Linked DNA regions of Homo sapiens: region 2 is linked to region 1. A link is an interaction called in ENCODE POLR2A ChIA-PET data of the cell type or tissue named here. Cell type or tissue: Panc1. All regions are shown on one strand. Links, peaks and the distances in the headings refer to the core of each region. The heading gives the core; the rest is flanking DNA. Region 1 overlaps C2orf69 (chromosome 2 open reading frame 69). Region 2 overlaps SPATS2L (spermatogenesis associated serine rich 2 like).

Region 1 (8,928 bases), core at 2,900-5,399:
TGGCGTGAACATGGCTCACTGCAGCCTCAACCTCCCAGGCTCAAGCGATCCTCCTACCTTAGCCTCTCAAGTAGCTGGGACTTACAGGCATGCACAATCACACCTGGCTAATTTTTAAAATTTTTCGTAGAAACGAGGGTCTCATTAGGTTGCCTAGGCTGGTCTCAAACCCCGGGGGTTAAGTGATCCTCCTGCCTTGGCCTCCCAAAGAGCTGGGATTGCAGGCGTGAGCCACTGTGCCCAGCCAGTAGTCTGTTCCTTTTATTTACAGAGTAGTATTCTATGTATGGATATATACTTTGTTTATCCATTCAGCAGTTCATAAACATTTGAGTTATTTCCAGTTTTAACTCTTTAAAAGTTTTGCTTTCCTAAAGGTTAGGATCTATAGACGATCATGCCCTAAGTGGTGTCTCCTGGTCATGTACCTTGGAGCTTCCTGTGCTTTATCAGGCAGCTCTCTTAGGCTGGACCCTGTTCTGGTCATTCTAGCCTGCTTACTTCAGATGTGCACTTTATGTTTATAATAAACAGAAATTTATTTAGCTCATGATTCTGGAGGTTAGGAGGGGCCTACATCTGGTGAGGGCCTTCTTGCCCTGTCATCTCATGGTGGAAGGCAGAAGGGCAAGAGAGCACTAGGGAGTGGAGGAGGGGAAGGAGAGGCCAAATTCATCCTTTTATCAAGAACCATTAATCCATTCATGAGGGCAGAGCCCTTGTGACCTAATCACCTCTTAAAGATCCCACCTCTAATCATAGTTGCTTTAGGGATTAAGTTTACAAAACATGAACTTTGGCGGACACATTCAAACCGTAGCAGAAGTTCACTCTGCTCTAAGGGCAGAACACTTAGTTTGAATCTATCATTTGTCTACCAACTCTTAGAGACACATGTCAAGATTTCCTAAAAATCCATTGTTCGTTACTTCAATAGCAGTTTGGAGTGGGTCTCTGAGTTTTTGCAGGTCAGCAAGCATCTAACTGGAGTAGTAGGCATTCTTTAAACTCTCAAGAGATTCTCTTGTGGCCTGCCTCACTGGGGATGAGAAGCATGGCCTTTCACCCCTTACCTCTTATGGGGATAGTAGTGCATTGCATTCCCAACTAGGATGAAAACTCTCTTGAAAGAAATCTCTCTCTTTCCTTAGTCTTTAACCTTTTCTGTAGATTGGCCGTGGGTAACAGCCTCAGTTGCAGAACCAGTTTGGGCTACCTCTTAGTAACTCCTAGAGGGGTGTCTGGTGCCTCTTTTTAGAATATGAAAGTGTGTTTCCATTGTTCCCAGATCTGGGCTTTGACACACAGTAATGATTCCATCTTTACATTTTACTGCATACAGTTCCTTAGAATAAGCATTCTCCTTCCTCTAATCGTGGAACCTGGGGCTAATCAAGGAAAATATCATGTTTCTAGATTTAGAGCACCTTCTATGTGGTAGGACTAAACTGAGAGTCATAAAATCTAGGTTCATTTTGGCTCATTAACTAAATAAATATATAAATAACTGTAGTTTCCAGGACCTCAGGTTCCTTAACTATAAAAAGGATTTAGATGAGCCCTTCGAGATGTAAGTGCCTATGATTTCATGATAATTGGATATATCATTAATTATAAAATAATTGTGCAGAAAGCAATAGCAGAATCCATAAAAAGTCAAATGATGGGCCAGGCGCGGTGGCTCATGCCTGTAATCCCAGCACTTTGGGAGACCGAAGCGGGTGGATCACGAGGTCAGGAGATGGAGACCATCCTGGCTAACATGGTGAAACCCCATCTCTACTAAAAATACAAAAAATTAGCCGGGCATGGTGGCGCGCGCCTGTAGTCCCAGCTACTCGGGAGGCTGAGGCAGGAGAATGGCATGAACCCGGGAGGCAGAGGTTGCAGTGAGCCGAGATCTTGCCACTGCACTCCAGCCTGGGGGACAGAGCCTGAGACTCTCAAAAAAAAAAAAAAAAAAAAAGTCACTTGTTGGCCTTCTAGGAATTAGTTTTTTTTTTTTTTTTTTTTTTTGAGGTGGAGTCTTGCTCTGTTACCCAGGATGGAGTGCAGTGGCGCGGTCTTGGCTCACTGCAACCTCCACCTCCTGGGTTCAAGCGATTCTTCTGCCTCAGCCTCCTGAGTAGCTGTGACTACAGGCACGCGCCACCATGCCTGGCTAATTTTTGTATTTTTAGTAGAGACGGGGTTTCACCATGTTGGCCAGGATGGTCTCCCATCTCCTGACCTCGTGATCCGCCTGGCTCGGCCTCCCAAAGTGCTGGGATTACAGACGTGAGCTACTGTGCCCGGCCTGGGAATTAGTATTTTTAACATATATGGCAAACTACTAATATTAGTGAAATGTAACTTAGGAAGGAATTGAACATCATAGTGGGAAAATTATCACAGGACATGAACAGAAAATTAACAAAAGAAAAATGAAAACTGCCAGTTAACAATGTTTAACCTGATTGGGAATCAAAACATGCAAATTAAATCAAAAGTAAGATATCATTTTATCATAGTAGCGAGGATTTTAAAAAATTGATGCTAATAGCCGTCAGCATTAAGAATGGGTAAAGATGTGGGAAAATAAGCACTCTTTTATGTTTCCAGTGAAAGTGTAAATTGGTATTAACCTTAGATGTCTAACAATTATGATGCAAATCTGTATTGATATGGAACCATGCCTATAATATATTTTTAAGTGAAAACTATGTATAAGCTTATTGCTTGTTGGGGGAGAAGAATGCTTCCTTGTATACATACTTGTATATGTGTATGCTAGAGAAAACGACTGCTAGACATCAGAATTTTAATGATTATTTTTAATTGGTTATATGGATGATTTTTCTATCTTACCTGTACCTTTGTATATAGAATTTTTGTAGTATTTACTAGTTTTTATTTTTAAATAGAGAAAATGTGCATGTTGCTAAAAGTTCAGATTATTTACGGTTTTACATTGAAAAGTAATTCTTTCACCCCATTCCCTCCAGTTGCCCATTTCCCTTCCCCAAGGCTGCCACTGTTATTTTTATATATATATATATATATATATGCTTCCAGAGACATTCTATACTTATGTGTTTTTTTCCTTATTCTTTTTCTCTTTTTTTTGAGGCAAGGTCTAACTCTATTGTCAAGGCTGCAGTGCAGTGGCAAAATCTCAGCTCACAGCAACCTCCACCTCCTGGGCTCAAGCCATCTTCCCACTTCAGCCTCCCGAGTAGCTGGGACTACAGGGGCACACCACCACACCCTGCCAATTTTTGTTGTTGTTGTTTTTTGTAGAGACAGGATTTCACATGTTGCTCACGCTGGTCTCAAACTCAAGCGGTTTGCCTGCCTCTGCCGCCCAAAGTGCTGAGATTATAGGCGTGAACCGCCGCCCCCAGCCTCAGGCTTTTTTTAAAAATACAAATGGTTGCATAGTGTACTGGATTTTTTAGTCCTTATTTTACAACCCATAGGAGTACTCATAGAGCTGCCTCATTCTTTTGAAGCAGAAATAAATATCCTTATACATATTTATTTATGCATATATGTAAGTATATCAATGAGATAAATTTCTCGAAGAATTACTAAGTCAAAAGGAAGGTGTATTTAAAACTGATAGATACTGTATATCACCATTAGAAATAAGGAAAACTCACACCATTTATCTTATTTTTCTCTCACCTTCTATATCCAATCCATTTGCAAATCCTGTTGACTCTAACTCCAAAATAAATTCAGGACTTGACCACTTCTACTCTGATTCAACCCACCTTCTCTTATCAGGATTATATTTCAGTAGCCTTTTAACGGTCTCCTTGCATCAGCTATTGCCCCTTCATTATTAGGAGCCAGAGTAATATTTTCAAAGCATATATCAGCCCTTGGCTCCAGATCCTTTCAGAGCAAAAGCCGAAGTCTTTGTGGTGTCTTAAAAAGCCTGATCAGCACCTCTCCTTTTCCCCAAACCATCTCTCTGCCCCCCTTTGTGATCACATTTGCTACTGTTGACTCCTCTGGAGCCACACTGACCTCATTGCTGTGTCTGGGTTATGTCCGGCAAGCTCCCACCTCAGGGCGTTTTGCAGTTACAGTTCCTTCTGCCTGAAATACCCACGTGGTTCACTCTCTGAGTTCCTTCAGGTCCTTTCAAACTATCACTTTATTGGAGAAGCCTTTCCTGACCATTCTGTGTTAAGTAATAATTTTCCACCTTGTATTCCTTTTCTCCTGCTTTATTATGTTCCGTTGTACTTACCAACATCTAATATATATATTTTTTGAAATGTTTCCAAGCTATAAGTCTAATATGTTTTGAACTGTCCAGTATCGTAGCCACTAATCACTTGTGGCTATTGCCTACTTAAAATGTTGTTAGTCTACTTGAGGAACTAAATTTAATAGAGGAACTATATTTGTAACTGTATTTAATTTCGGTTAATTTAAATGTATATTAAATAACGGATACCCAGTTCAGTTAATGGAAAACTTTTAAGTATATTTGGAACAAGTTGGGTATGTGAGTTTACTTTTTCAGCTGTAAATTTTATGAGATTCAAATTCAGATCAAGTATTTCTGATGAAAATTTAGCATCCAAATTGAGATGTACTATAAGTACGAAATACACACTGGATTTCAAAGACTTAGGAAGGAAAAAAGAATGTTAAGAATCCTCCAGTAATTTTTAATATTGGTTACATGTTGAGATTGTGATATTTTGGATATATTTAGCTCAAAAAAGAAATGATTAAAATTAGTTTCACCTGTTAACTTTTTACTTTTTAAAATCTGGCACTTGAAAATTTTAAATGTGGCTCATGTTTTATTTCTGTTGGACAGTGCTGCTCTATTTATTTGTGGAGTTGTTTATTGTGTATCTCTGCAGTAGAATGTGAGCTCCATGTGAACAAGGGTTTAGTCTGTTTTGCTCCCTGCCCAACTGGTAGGTATCCAGTAAATTTTATAGAACAAATGAATAAATTTGAATGAATCACCTCCCTTTTAAAAAAAAGTCAGTATGAGTAAAATTAAAAGGAAGACAATTTATATGCACATCCTAGGACCTAAACAAAAAGTTGTGGTTAGTATATATAGAATGCTTATAAATAAGGTGTAAATACAAAAGGGCAAAGGAGGCTGGGTATGGTGACTCATGCCTATAATACCAATACTTTGGAAGAATGAGGTAGGAGGATGGTTTAGCCCAGGAGTTTGAGACCAGCCTGTGCAACAAAGTGAGACCTTCTCTCTACAAAGAATAAAAACGTTAGCCACAAGTGATGATATGCACCTGTGGTCCCAGCTACTCCGGAGGCTGAGGAGGGAGGATTGCTTGAGCCTGATAGGTCAAGGCTGCAGTGAGCCATAATCATGCCACTGCACTCCAGCCTGGATGACAGAGATCCTGTCTCACACAGAAAATGGGGAATGAGGGGCAAAGGATATGAATAGGCAAGAGTAGAAATCCAGACTTAAATTACAAATATTCTTTGACCCAGTTTTTCCATATCTAGGAATTTAAGGATATAATCACAGATGTGTACAAAGAGTTTTCTATAATGTTTATTGCAGCCTTGTGTATAATACTAAATCTGAAATTGAACATAGTGTTCAGGTTGCTAGAGAAATCCAAAGAGGGAGGGGTATAGAATGGCAACTTAGGGAAATATTTTAAGATTCTGTGTTGGTCAAAAAGTCTATCTAGTGAACCAAATTTATATTTTCAGTTGATGTGTTAGGAAAATTGATTATATGTATATACTAAATAAAATTTGTTAAACATACCTATAACCCTTCAAAATTAAATTTTTAAAAACTTTTTACTGTTTCATGTAGGTATAACTTACTTCCTTGTCTCTTGATAGATTTCAGGCTTAAACTGAAGAAGTAATTGGTTCAAAAATCTTATTACTAGAAAGTAATGACAAATTTATAGTTTTCATTTCTAGTGTACATTAACCATAGGTCATTGTAACATCCCTTCTCCACAATAAAAATGGAAACTTATTTTGTGGAAATCATTTTATGTAAATATGTATTTAATACTTATTTCATCTTTCTTACCTTTCAGAATTACCATGAAATTATGACTCGTCATCCTGAGAATTATCAATGGGAAAACTGGAGTCTAGAAAATGTTGCTACCATTTTAGCCCACCGGTTCCCCAATAGTTATATTTGGGTGATAAAATGTTCCCGAATGCATTTGCACAAATTCAGCTGCTATGACAATTTTGTGAAAAGTAACATGTTTGGTGCCCCAGAACACAATACTGACTTTGGAGCTTTTAAGCACCTTTATATGTTATTAGTTAATGCTTTTAATTTAAGTCAGAATAGTTTATCAAAGAAAAGTTTGAATGTTTGGAATAAGGACTCCATAGCATCTAACTGTAGATCCAGTCCTTCTCATACTACGAATGGTTGCCAGGGAGAAAAAGTGAGGACCTGTGAAAAATCTGATGAGTCTGCCATGAGTTTTTATCCACCATCACTAAATGACGCATCTTTTACTTTGATTGGATTCAGTAAAGGTTGTGTTGTTTTGAATCAGTTGCTTTTTGAATTGAAAGAAGCCAAGAAAGACAAGAACATAGATGCTTTTATCAAAAGCATAAGAACAATGTATTGGCTGGATGGTGGTCATTCTGGAGGAAGCAATACTTGGGTTACTTATCCAGAAGTCTTGAAAGAATTTGCACAAACAGGAATTATCGTTCACACTCATGTAACACCTTACCAAGTACGTGATCCAATGAGATCTTGGATTGGAAAGGAGCACAAGAAATTTGTTCAGATACTTGGGGATCTTGGTATGCAGGTGACTAGCCAAATTCATTTTACAAAGGAAGCTCCTTCCATAGAGAATCACTTCAGGGTTCATGAAGTATTTTGAGATTACAGGTATATTAATGAACTTGTTCAGTGGAAGAACATAAGCACTTTTGAGTGTTATAAATTCAGATAATGGGATGTAATTCATAGCTGCATTGTCAGTTTTGGGGTATGGGGGGAAGCACACATTCCTAAAATGTGAGTGTAATGTGCAATAGTATTTTTTGCTTGTGAATGTGAGCAGTTATTAATTTGGATTGAGTTAGAATTAGTTAATTTGAAATCTAACAAGGTGGTTTGTAATAATGCTGAGGAGATATAAGACCCTTAAAATGAAAGTTACAACATTGTTCTTATAAAAGGTAACTAAAATTGTTACTGTTGGAAATAACTGATTTTCTGAGTAATGTTTTAAACTAATTTGGTGACATTTTAACAGTAATTAGCTATTTTGAGTGGAAATATTTTCATTTCTCTTCAAACAAAAGCAAAGGTACGATGCTGTTTTCTATCATTTTGGAATAACTGCACCCTGCCTTTTGTGTTTTTGTAAACTCCTTGACTCATTCTTTCATGTGTCACCAAGTACTTTTCTCATGAGAGTCAACATATATTTGTTTCCAAATGTCCACAAGTGTACAATAGTGTAAAGGTGGTTTTTAAAAACATAGCCAGGTGTGGTGGCACGTGCCTTTAGTTCCAGCTACTCAGGAGGCTAAGGCAGGAGGATTGCTTGAGCCCAGGCTGTGTGGTTCACCATAATTGTGTTTGTGACTAGCTACTGCACTCCAACCTGGGCAACATAGTGGGACTTCATCTCTAAAACAAAACAAAACAAAATTACACTTAAGCACTATTGTTTAATTTTTAATTGTCAGTTTATCATTATTTTGGGTAAGACATTCTGGGGTTTCTTGAATCTTGTCCAAAAACCAGTTGTTTTGGAAAATTGCTTTAAATTGAGCATATTTATGTATATTGGATAAAAATGTACTACAGAGCAAATTTCAAATTTTTCATTATATCAGTCTTTTTGAAAGGATCAACTTGGATAAAATAAATATATAATGCTCTATTTGTTAGAGCTCTATTAAAAAGGAAACAGATTCCATAGATCTAAGTCAATGTTTCTCCAGAAGCATGATTTTGTCTGCCAAAAGAAAATAGCTCTCTTTGGCCAAAATGCAAAATTACATTGCTATAAGAAAAGTTACAAGGGAAAGTTTGAAGACACAAATGATTTAATTTTGGCTCAAAAACTGAATTTGCTTAACACTGCTACATAATTTGGGTGAAGTTTCCTTCTGCCCGTTTTTCTTGACCTAGATAAATACACTTTGAGAAATCCAGATCTAATAAATGTCAACCAACATTGACATTGTAATTGGGTGATTACAATAAAAGGTGAGCAGTTTGTTGTTTATTAATAATTAGCTTTTGCAGGTAATGAAATAGCAGGGAAGTAACATGCTGCTTTAGGACTAAAAAAAAAAAAAAAAAAAAGACACTGAAGCTTAATACCTTAATGACCCAGAAGACCTAGATTTATAAAGCCATATAGAATAAAAATGTTAATTTCTTGGTTTCTTCCCAGAATTATATTTTAATGACTCCATAAATACATTCCAAATATTCAGAGATTCATGAGAAAGGATTCTTAACAAATGTTTAAAAATAACATTTCTTTTTGGTGTTTTAACACTTAATTTTATAAACTGCAGAACAGCATCTCTAAATGGCTTTTTTTTTTTTTTTAAAGACAAAGTAGTATTATGTTGCTTCAGTTTCTTTAAATACCTCGTTTCTTTTGAGACCAAAAATTCCCATCAAGGAAATAAATCAGCCTGATTTTAACATTTTACATATTACATTGCCTTTAAGCACTATGATTGGATGGCTTTTTTTCTATTTGTTTAATAATCCTTGGCTAAATTCACATGTATCTAAAGGAAAATAGCTGAGTTACTGAATTCTATAAGGGGAAGAAAAAGCATTTATTTTCACATGATTAACTGAAATGGAAAAGTAAGACATTTAGCAGAATAATTCATTTAAAAATAATTTTAAAAAATCAGACATATTTAAAAATCTAGGTTGTCTATCCAGTATGT
Region 2 (8,928 bases), core at 3,316-5,815, 430 kb after region 1:
CATTATCCCAAATAACAGGCTTAACTAGTTTTCACCTCCACTGTATTGATCATTTGCTCTGTTACGCAGACACAGCTTAGGATCTCTTGTGAATCTGCTAACCTGCTGCTTTTTTTTTCCTTTTTTAACCCTTAGCTCTAGAATAGCTGGATTTAATGGCAGGGGGCCTTAGCCTCTGTTCCTGAAGGCTCTTTTCCTCCTGCTCCCTTGGAGAGGGAAGCATTATTAATTTTTCCCCTTCCCTTTTGATTATAGGAAAAATCAGGTAGACAGTAACTCAGTGCCAGCACACCTGAATTCAGGGTTCAGCTCTGCAGACAATTGCTTTCTTGTTCCTTAGCCTCATGGGCTGGTGAACAGCGAAGGTGAAGGGGTAATGAATTCCTCTAGGTGCTGATAAGAGCTACATTCCAAGAGGATTAACAGCACAAAAACCTGCATGTATGAGGGAAAAAAATGAGAAAGCAGGGGAGGGGAACACCCACATTGACACACATGCACAGCCACACAGTGAACTTTCTAGTGTTCTCAAAGCCACATTCCAATTTTAGCTGCCCAAAGTCTGAACTACTCTGACAACAGCATCTACATGTTGTACATGGCATGTACTTTCTTTAAAAGGTTTGGGAACATTCTTGCTGTGGTTCTGAGAAAGGATACTCTGGTAGCAGAATGACATCTGGCCTCTATCAAGGACTTCCTTGATCAAAACACAGAAAAATTTTCAAAAATACCTTGATTTTAGACTTTTCAACCTAGAGGAGCAAAGAAGAGGAGATGAAAAAGTCCATGTAATCTGTTAACCACATCTGAGAACAGTTCTGGAAATGGAAATTTGGCTCCATTTAAACTTTCCTAAAACAGCTTGATCGCTGCGTTGAAATTTGGGATCTTGATTGTGCAATCCAAGTGGAGGTCCCTTGTATGTGTTTTGACGGATATATTTGGTGAAACTTAAAGGCAGTATCATTCCTGTCTGCTAATCAAGGGCCAGAACCAACCCACACACATCTGCCTAACTATTCCTCACTGCCTGTTATGAAAATAAACCTCTCATTTTTCAAAAGAAGTCACTACCCCTGAAGCAGAAAACAAGAAGAGCAAATGGATGTGGTCCCTGGATATTTCCACCCTCTTCCAACCCTTTACCATTCCCTACCTCCAATAGCTATGATACCCAAAATTTTCAAACTTTGAATCTAACCACCCTTTGTTTTGCCACATCCCCTATTTCACAAAGAAATCTGACTTAGTTTAGCTTATCCCTAAAAAAAAAAAATTCTGAAGGTATTTGCCACTCAGACCCATTGTCCTTGAGAAATGAACACATAATCAACTCTTACTGAAGCAATGACTTCTACAAGTACTGTGCCGTGGTCTAAAACAGAAATATGCACCACTATTGTAGGAAACTACAGCTTTTACATTTTCTTGGCAGAACTCTGGTCCTCTCTTTATAGTGAGAAGAGAACATTCCATAAATAGCAAAGTGGGCCTTCAGTTAAGTTGTCCAATCCATATTTTGCATGGTGGTGTCCATTGGAAATATACCTTCTTGATGTCAGTGAGGGCTTAATGAAGTTAAACATTTCCCAAGTAAGTTTGTTTTTGAGAGGAATCACTTCAGGAAGGCATGTTGGAGCAAACTTAAGCTTAACTAACCATGAATAATTATTTGCCTCGGTCTGTAATTTTAACAATGTGAATCATTAGCTCAGACCCTGTCATTTATCCCAAAGAGGGAAAGATGCATAGCCAAGACCATGGAATTTAGTGAAGGCTCTCTGCTCTGAATAGAAAGGGGTGTTGATGTTCCTCGCTCTCATACAATGAGATGACTTTAACTTTACCCTGTGATCCTAGAAGTGGAGCCATAGGTCTTGGACAGTGTAGCCAGCCCTAGTAAAGAATCAAGTTCAGGTCGGGCGCGATGGCTCACACCTGTAATCCCAGCACTTTGGAAGACCGAGGTGGGAGGACTGCTTGAGGCCGAGAGTTTGAGACCAATCTGGTAACATGGTGAAATCCCGTCTCTACTAAAAATACAAAAATTAGCTGAGCATGCTGGCTGGCACCTGTAATCCCAGCTACTCAGGAGGCTGAGGCAGGAGAATCGCTTGAACCCAGGAGGTGGAGGTTGCAGTGAGCTGAGATTGTGCCATTGCACTTCAGCCTGGGCGACAGAGCAAGACTCCGTCTCAAAAAAAAAGAGAATGGAGTTCAGCCTTTTCTTCCCACTTACCCACTTCATTCTCGTGCCTTTCAAGCCCTCACCATTGCGAGAGGCTAGCTGTTGCCAAGGATTCTTATTCCTCTCCTTTCTTCCCATTTGGAGGGATAGTTTGTAGAAAATACAAATAGCTTTTAACTGTCTGTAGATGTATTTTAAAAGCGCTTTTTGGGATACATCAGAAAATATTTTTCGATTTAAGAGAAAATGGCCATGAGTTTGTTAGTTATTTGCTGTGCCTGAACAAACCAGATTTTAACAACAAAGGCAGTACCTTTGACATCTTGCCAGGGTTGTGTTTCGTAGCTATACATGACATTTAGGAAATGTCAACCGTGAATGACTTTTTTTTTTAATTGTAGTAAAGTATGGTTGGATATACGTACAATCCCTGACTTACAAGAACTTGACAAACAGGTTTCCCGTAGACATAAAAGGCCGCCCTTCCTCTATCTCTCCCTTTTCAGACATCTCTTTTGTTTCCCCTCTTTGCCCTTCACCCGCCTGCTGTCTGTCCCCCTCAATGCCAGAGCCACTGTGGCACTGCTGTGGAGACCGCCTGTGGAAAAACTTGGCCCTTCTGGAAAAATCGTGGTTTCTGGAATGGAAGGAGAAGCTGTGCAAAAGACACAGTTAGGGGGTCTCACCCCAGACATAGCCTCTGGGCTGGACCTGGTGGGCTCCTCAGTATTTTCTCTAATGTGGTGTGATTCTTTCTACCTTCATTTACTTTGATTCATTTGGATTTACAAGTATCCTTTTTAAAAATCTGGATGTCTGTGAGACAGATAAGGAGGACAAGCCCCATTCATTGTCATGTTGCTGTGAATTGGGTCAAGCTATAGCAACCACACACACAAACACACAAATCTCATATGCATTTAGTGATTTCTGTTTCACTCTTTACAAAAGGTTTCCACACACGATTGTTCTTCACAGCTGCTTTACAGATGGTGAGACTGGGAGTCAGAGAACTTGATACATTTGAGTTGCGGAAAGCAGGACTAGAAGTTCTGAATTGAGTTCTCCTTCCATTCCGTATTCCACTGTGTATACAAATATGTTTATGCAGACACATACATCTATGTCTTTTTAAACAGTGAAGCAAACACATTTGCAGGTAATTAGAAGACAGAATATAATTCAGACAATTTCAGACTGTCTCTGACTTCAGTATTATGCTATTTTATAAGATCCTTACACCTGGAAGGTGAAAATTAGATGACTGAGTCTTATTTCATAAGGAAATAAAGAAGGTTGTTTCCTTATTTCCAAGTCTTTAGAGATTAAGATTATCGTGTGTACCTGTAAAACACACTTAAAACCTGAATGTTAAGATTTTACAACTTGACTGAGAAATATCTATGTAATGGTTGACTAAATAATTAACGGAATTCATGAATTATATTCCTGTTTACAAGTCAAAGCCCAACACTAATAGTACATTTACACCTGTGGTTTTGAATTTCTTATTTGAATTACAAGTCAGTCCACGGTAAATGGGTATTATGTGTATCTATCTATAAAGTGTATTGGAATTTCAGACCAGAAAGTCAGGCTCATTATTCATATGAAAACCTTTCTGATCAAGGCCTAAATAACACAGTTCTGAAACTGAAAATGATAAACATGCATAAAAGCACATTATACAGGTCTGTTTATAGTAATAATAATGATGGCACTAAACAGATTTGTCTCACTGGCAATGAACATACAATGGGGACATCATAAGAGATGAACTAGTGCCATTTTCTGAGACAGAAAATTCTCACATTTTACATAAAGCCAGAAGTAAAAAAATGGTTCCAAGAAAAAAACATGTGTTAAGAATTATAAGTGTTTAGCTTAGAAGGAGGGAAAAAAATGGGTTATCACAAACATTGCTTTTTTTTCTCCCAAAATATAGAAACATTTTCCATTCTCTGACTACATGATGTCATGCTCTGGATCAAAGACATAGTGGAGGAAATGGAATTATGCAAATGAGCAATATAACTTATCAACTAGATTCAATAGGAAATAAAAATCTGAGGATGGCTTGGTAAATGACTAATAACGCTTTAGGGATCATGGATGTCAGCCTATTTTGTATAACAGAATACTCTAGATTGTGTAGTTTGTGAACAGAAGTTTATTTGGCTCATGGTTCTGGAGGCTAGGAAGTATGGCATTGGTGTCTGGTGAAGGGAGGGCCTTTGTGCTGCCTTCATCTCATGGCTGGCAAGAGAGCAAGAGGGGGCTCACCTTGCTTTTACAACAAAGCCACTCTCCAGATAACTAACCCACTCCTGCAATAAGGACATTAATCATTTATGAGGGCAGAGCCATCATGACCTAATCACTCCCCCCAGCACTGCTGCATTGGGGATTAAGTTTCCAACACATGAACTTTAAGGGATACATTCAAACCATAGCAATGGAATTGTTACTTTCAAGGATCTAGATAAACTGTGTTTATTAAAATTGTGTGAAGTTGTTACTGAATATTTTCTTGAGAACTATAATGTCATCATCCAACATTCTTCACAGATGTTGAATTCTGTTCATTCCACCTCTGTTTGGGGCCAGATTTTTTTGGACATGTGTTTTCCCTTCTAAACTGCTTCTGTAGGATCGGTTACTACATTCCTGAAAGTCCTTTCATTGTCAGTGTCTGTAGAATTATGCTTTAGGCTCTGCTGGAGCCCTTAGCATTGCTGGCTAAGTGAGGCCACTGAGAAATAATGCCAAGCCCATAGTGTCATTAAAAGCCTTCCTCCCTTACATTGGCAGAAGTTTGGAGGCTCTAACTTTCAGCTCAGCCTGTCACTTTCTTTGGAGACAGGTAGGTGGTTACAAAGACCATTGATTTCTGCCTTTTGAAAAATGTAGAGAGGGGGAAAAGTAACTATACAACTTATCTGATTTTTTAAAAATCAGATGCCTCTTTTCTTAGATTATGGTTTTGAAAAGCCAACCCAGACCAAATTACTTTTTCCATACTCCAGCACAACTTGGCTAAATTTTAAAGCACAGGTTGTTTTTTATGTAACAAGAATAGGGAAACTTTACTCCCATTTCACATGAAATGACAAGTACATTGACTTGGTTTAGATCAATCTGCATTCAAGTAGACTATCATAATGTTTCTCATGAAGTAGCACTGGGTTTTAAAGTCTTCGTAGTTAATTTTTGAGCATCAGTATATGTACGCGAGCAATACATGTCTCAAAGTGCATTGGAGACGTGATCTTTGAGAGATATCAAAGATGTCATCAAATCATCAGTTTGAATTTATAACTGAAGGCACCCAAGCACACATAGCCTGGGAGAGACTTGCTTAACCACTGAGACAAGGAAACTGGCCTGATGTTAAGCAGCTACTGTTCTGTCACTTGCCAAACATTCCTGTTACAGAGTCATGTTCTGAAATTTTCGTGAACCAACTAGACGAACAAACTGTGTGGTCTGGATAAAATAATATCTGCCTAAAAGGAAAGAAGTGAAGTTAGCCAGAAAGCCAGATGGCAGATTATTTTCTGCATAACTCTATTTGGAAAGTGAGCTTTATGTAATTTTTGGTCATTTCTTACCATCTTAGGAGACCATTTTCAGAATAAGCCATTGAGGGATCTAGCACACAGGTTTCAAAAGATGAACTGTACAAATGCAGGCACATCATATAACCTGTTCACAGAATTAGCACTAGTTGATGAAAATGCTTGGACTTCTTTTTCTTCCAGCATTTTCATGACCTACACCGCTATTCCATGTCTTTTAGTATTCATTTGGCTAAATTATCTTAGAGCTAAATTCTATGGCTAGAAATACAGTGGAGTTCACATACAGGAAAAACCTGGCTGCAAAGGTACGTGAATTTAATATTGGTCTTCATCTTGTGGTTGACCAGATTGCTCTGCTCACTCACATGCAGAAAATCAGGAGTTATTCACTACATACACACAAAGGTGATATTTCCTTTTTTTTTTTTAAGGCAGAGTGCCATTTCTAAATTGCATCTTCAAGCAAATGTAGTAATATCTTGGGCTCTTGAAAATTTGGTCCATCTTCCATGTTTAAGAGTTTTTTAGCTGGATGCAGTGGGCCATACCTGTAATCCCAGCACTTTGGGAGGTCAAGGCAGGAGGATCACTTGAGGCCAGGAGTTTGAGACCAGGCAACATAGTGAGATCCCATCTCTATCTAAAAACAAAATTTAAAATTAGCCAGGCGTGGCAGTGCACACCTGTGGTCCTAGCTACTCGAGAGGCTGAAGGGGAGGATCCCTTGAGCCCAGGAGTTCAAAGTTGCAGTGAGCCATGATTATACCACTGCACTCCAGCCTGGACAACATGACAGAGTGAGACCCTGACTCTTAAAAAAAAAAATACACACACACACAAATTTTCTTTGAGGTTAGAGGCTGAGCCCCAAGCTTTTAAATAGGAGTAAGGAAATATCAACTCACACTGTTGTTACTTACTCTAGCAAATCAGGATAAAAAACTTCAAGAAATCAATTAGGGTTGTTTAGTTTTTAAATGGTGGAATCATTTCTAGGAGTATTTGGTTTCTTCTCTTTCTTCCTCCATATTTTACTGAGGCTTGATCATATTCTTTCTAATTGATGTTCAGTTTCATACTTTCTTCATTATTACCACCTTTATCACTCTAATCAAACTCTGATAGTCTCACTACAGACTCTTCTGAGCTGCTCTAACCAAATCCAGTTTTTTTTCCATCCAGCTTGCACCCTAACCTCAGAATAATCTTCACAAAACATAGATATCATGATGATGTTTGTATCTTTAAAATGTTGAATGGTTCCATATTTCATTCTACAGCAAATCAAATCCAGATTTCTCTACCTTTATTTCATTGTTCAAGGTAACCTGCCACTTTGACTCTTCTCTGTCTTCCAATGACTAACATTATTTCCTGTTACTCTGCAATATATTGGCGCTCAAGTCAGTGTGATGAAAGCCAACTTCTATCCCATTTGTGTGATAAGCCTGTTCTTGGAATAAAGTATTCCCAGAGAAGTCTTATTTGGCATGCACCTCCCATTTTCCTTCTAGCTCTGTAAATCCTGGCCATTCAGCAACTGTTAGCTCAGTCCTCACCTCCTTCCAGTTCATTTCAACACATATACACTGAGCATCTTCTGCAAATGGAAAGTCATCTTACAGCATGTGGCAAGGAGTGCACGGCTGTGAACCAGGGCCCTTCCAGTCCAGCTGAGTCTGTCTGGACTACTCCAGACTTCTAAGTCCTTCTCTTCTGAACTTCTACAGTACTGAAATTCTAGACCAGTGGGCTCCAAAGTGGAGTGCTCAAAATAATCCTTTGGGGGTGTAAGAATATATTGGAGCTTATATTAACATCTTTTTCCATATCTTTTCAAATTTCTATTTTAGAATATTTCTATAAAGTATGTGATATATTAATACAGAAGCACATGTTTAACCTTTATAAATAAATAACATATATGGTCCATGTGCAAGCACTACAACTATGGGGTGAGTGATAAAAAATACATAGAGCCTCAAGTTCAGAACAATTTCACTGGGGTTTTAGAAGGTCAGCTAACTGGTCCACCCAAGTCCATTTATTCTCTTCTTCAAAAATTGTTTACTAGTTTCCTACAGTGTGCCAGGTAATGTTGAGAGAGAGGGCAGTCAGGCAAGAGGAGAGTAAAATGTCAGCTTTCTTTCTGATAAAAGCTCACTGGAAAATGTGTCTTTAGATCAGGGCCAGCATGGTTTGCCAATACTTCGCCCCTGCAGTAAGGAGACCCAGTTACAGGCAGAGTGGGACATTACATCCCCTTCTCTACCTCTGTCCTCCCCAACCAGGGGCAGGGCCTGCACCCAAAGCTTATTGCATGGCCAAGAGCAGGTGGAAAGTTACCCTCTTTGCCGGCAGGCAGAAGGATCCTATCGGAGTGGGGAGAGGAAGGGGGGTTACCCTGTTTATTCTTTCAAATGAACCTAGGAGATAAGCCGCTCCTCCTTGGGGGAGGGGAAGCAGGTGGCAGGTGGTCAGCAGTGTCCTCACAATATGGGATTTCCTCTAAATAAATAAGCTACTGTTATTTTGGCTTTCATCACCTCGTAATAAGCTCTTGTGTTGTTTCAAATGTATCTACCTGAAAAGGAGCACTCTTTCTTTTTTTACCAAAAAGACTAGCATGGCACATGACCCATTGAGGGGATGAGTAGAATTGTGTGCTTGAAGATGGATCTGTACTGAGGCCTGAGGCTTGATGCCATTGTACGACCCCCCGCCCCCACCAGAGTTCATCATCTGGTTTCCCAATGGTAGGATAGAACAGAACAGAGCAGAACAGGGCTGTGTGTGTGTGTGTGTGTGTGTGTGTGTGACTGTGTATGTGTGTCTGTGAATTGCTTCTGGATCCATTGTGAAACTCCCTTTCTAGCTCCACCCCACTATTCCCCACCCCACCCCCCCACACACACACATCCCTACACAGATACACACACCTACATACACATACACACTGTTCCTACCATTAAATTTTGCAATCTGTGGCACATTATAGAATGGACATAGGTGAAAGCATGTGGTCATGAGAAATAAAGCAAAGAGAAACAAAGTTTATTGCTTCTCATGTAAGCACAAACCAACTTAATGTCATGAGAGAAAGAGAGAGAAGAAAAAGGAGAAAGAAGGGAAATTGACTGGGGGGAGAAGGAAAGA

What was found. Peaks named below come from ENCODE experiments on the same cell type or tissue, not always from the same donor. Only the 100,000 strongest peaks of a DNase experiment are listed, where the experiment ranks them.
Region 2: POLR2A ChIA-PET joins it to region 1 with 5 read pairs; 1 of 35 experiments calls an interaction of 5 or more read pairs at or near these places.

The regions. Positions count from the first base shown.
Region 1 is chr2:199,919,009-199,927,936 of GRCh38, forward strand. C2orf69 (chromosome 2 open reading frame 69) reads left to right here. Exons shown (of 2, transcript NM_153689.6): 2 at 6,054-8,928. The coding sequence ends at 6,878. Among named protein-coding and RNA genes, the nearest start is that of C2orf69, 12 kb to the left of the region's middle. RefSeq lists an enhancer at 2,796-3,297. In Panc1, for the core only: no CTCF peak of the experiment used is centred there; no DNase peak of the experiment used is centred there; H3K4me3 peaks cover 218 bases; H3K27ac peaks cover 1,546 bases.
Region 2 is chr2:200,352,408-200,361,335 of GRCh38, forward strand. The region is part of intron 2 of SPATS2L (spermatogenesis associated serine rich 2 like); the gene reads left to right. Among named protein-coding and RNA genes, the nearest start is that of SPATS2L, 50 kb to the left of the region's middle. In Panc1, for the core only: no CTCF peak of the experiment used is centred there; no DNase peak of the experiment used is centred there; H3K27ac peaks cover 2,462 bases.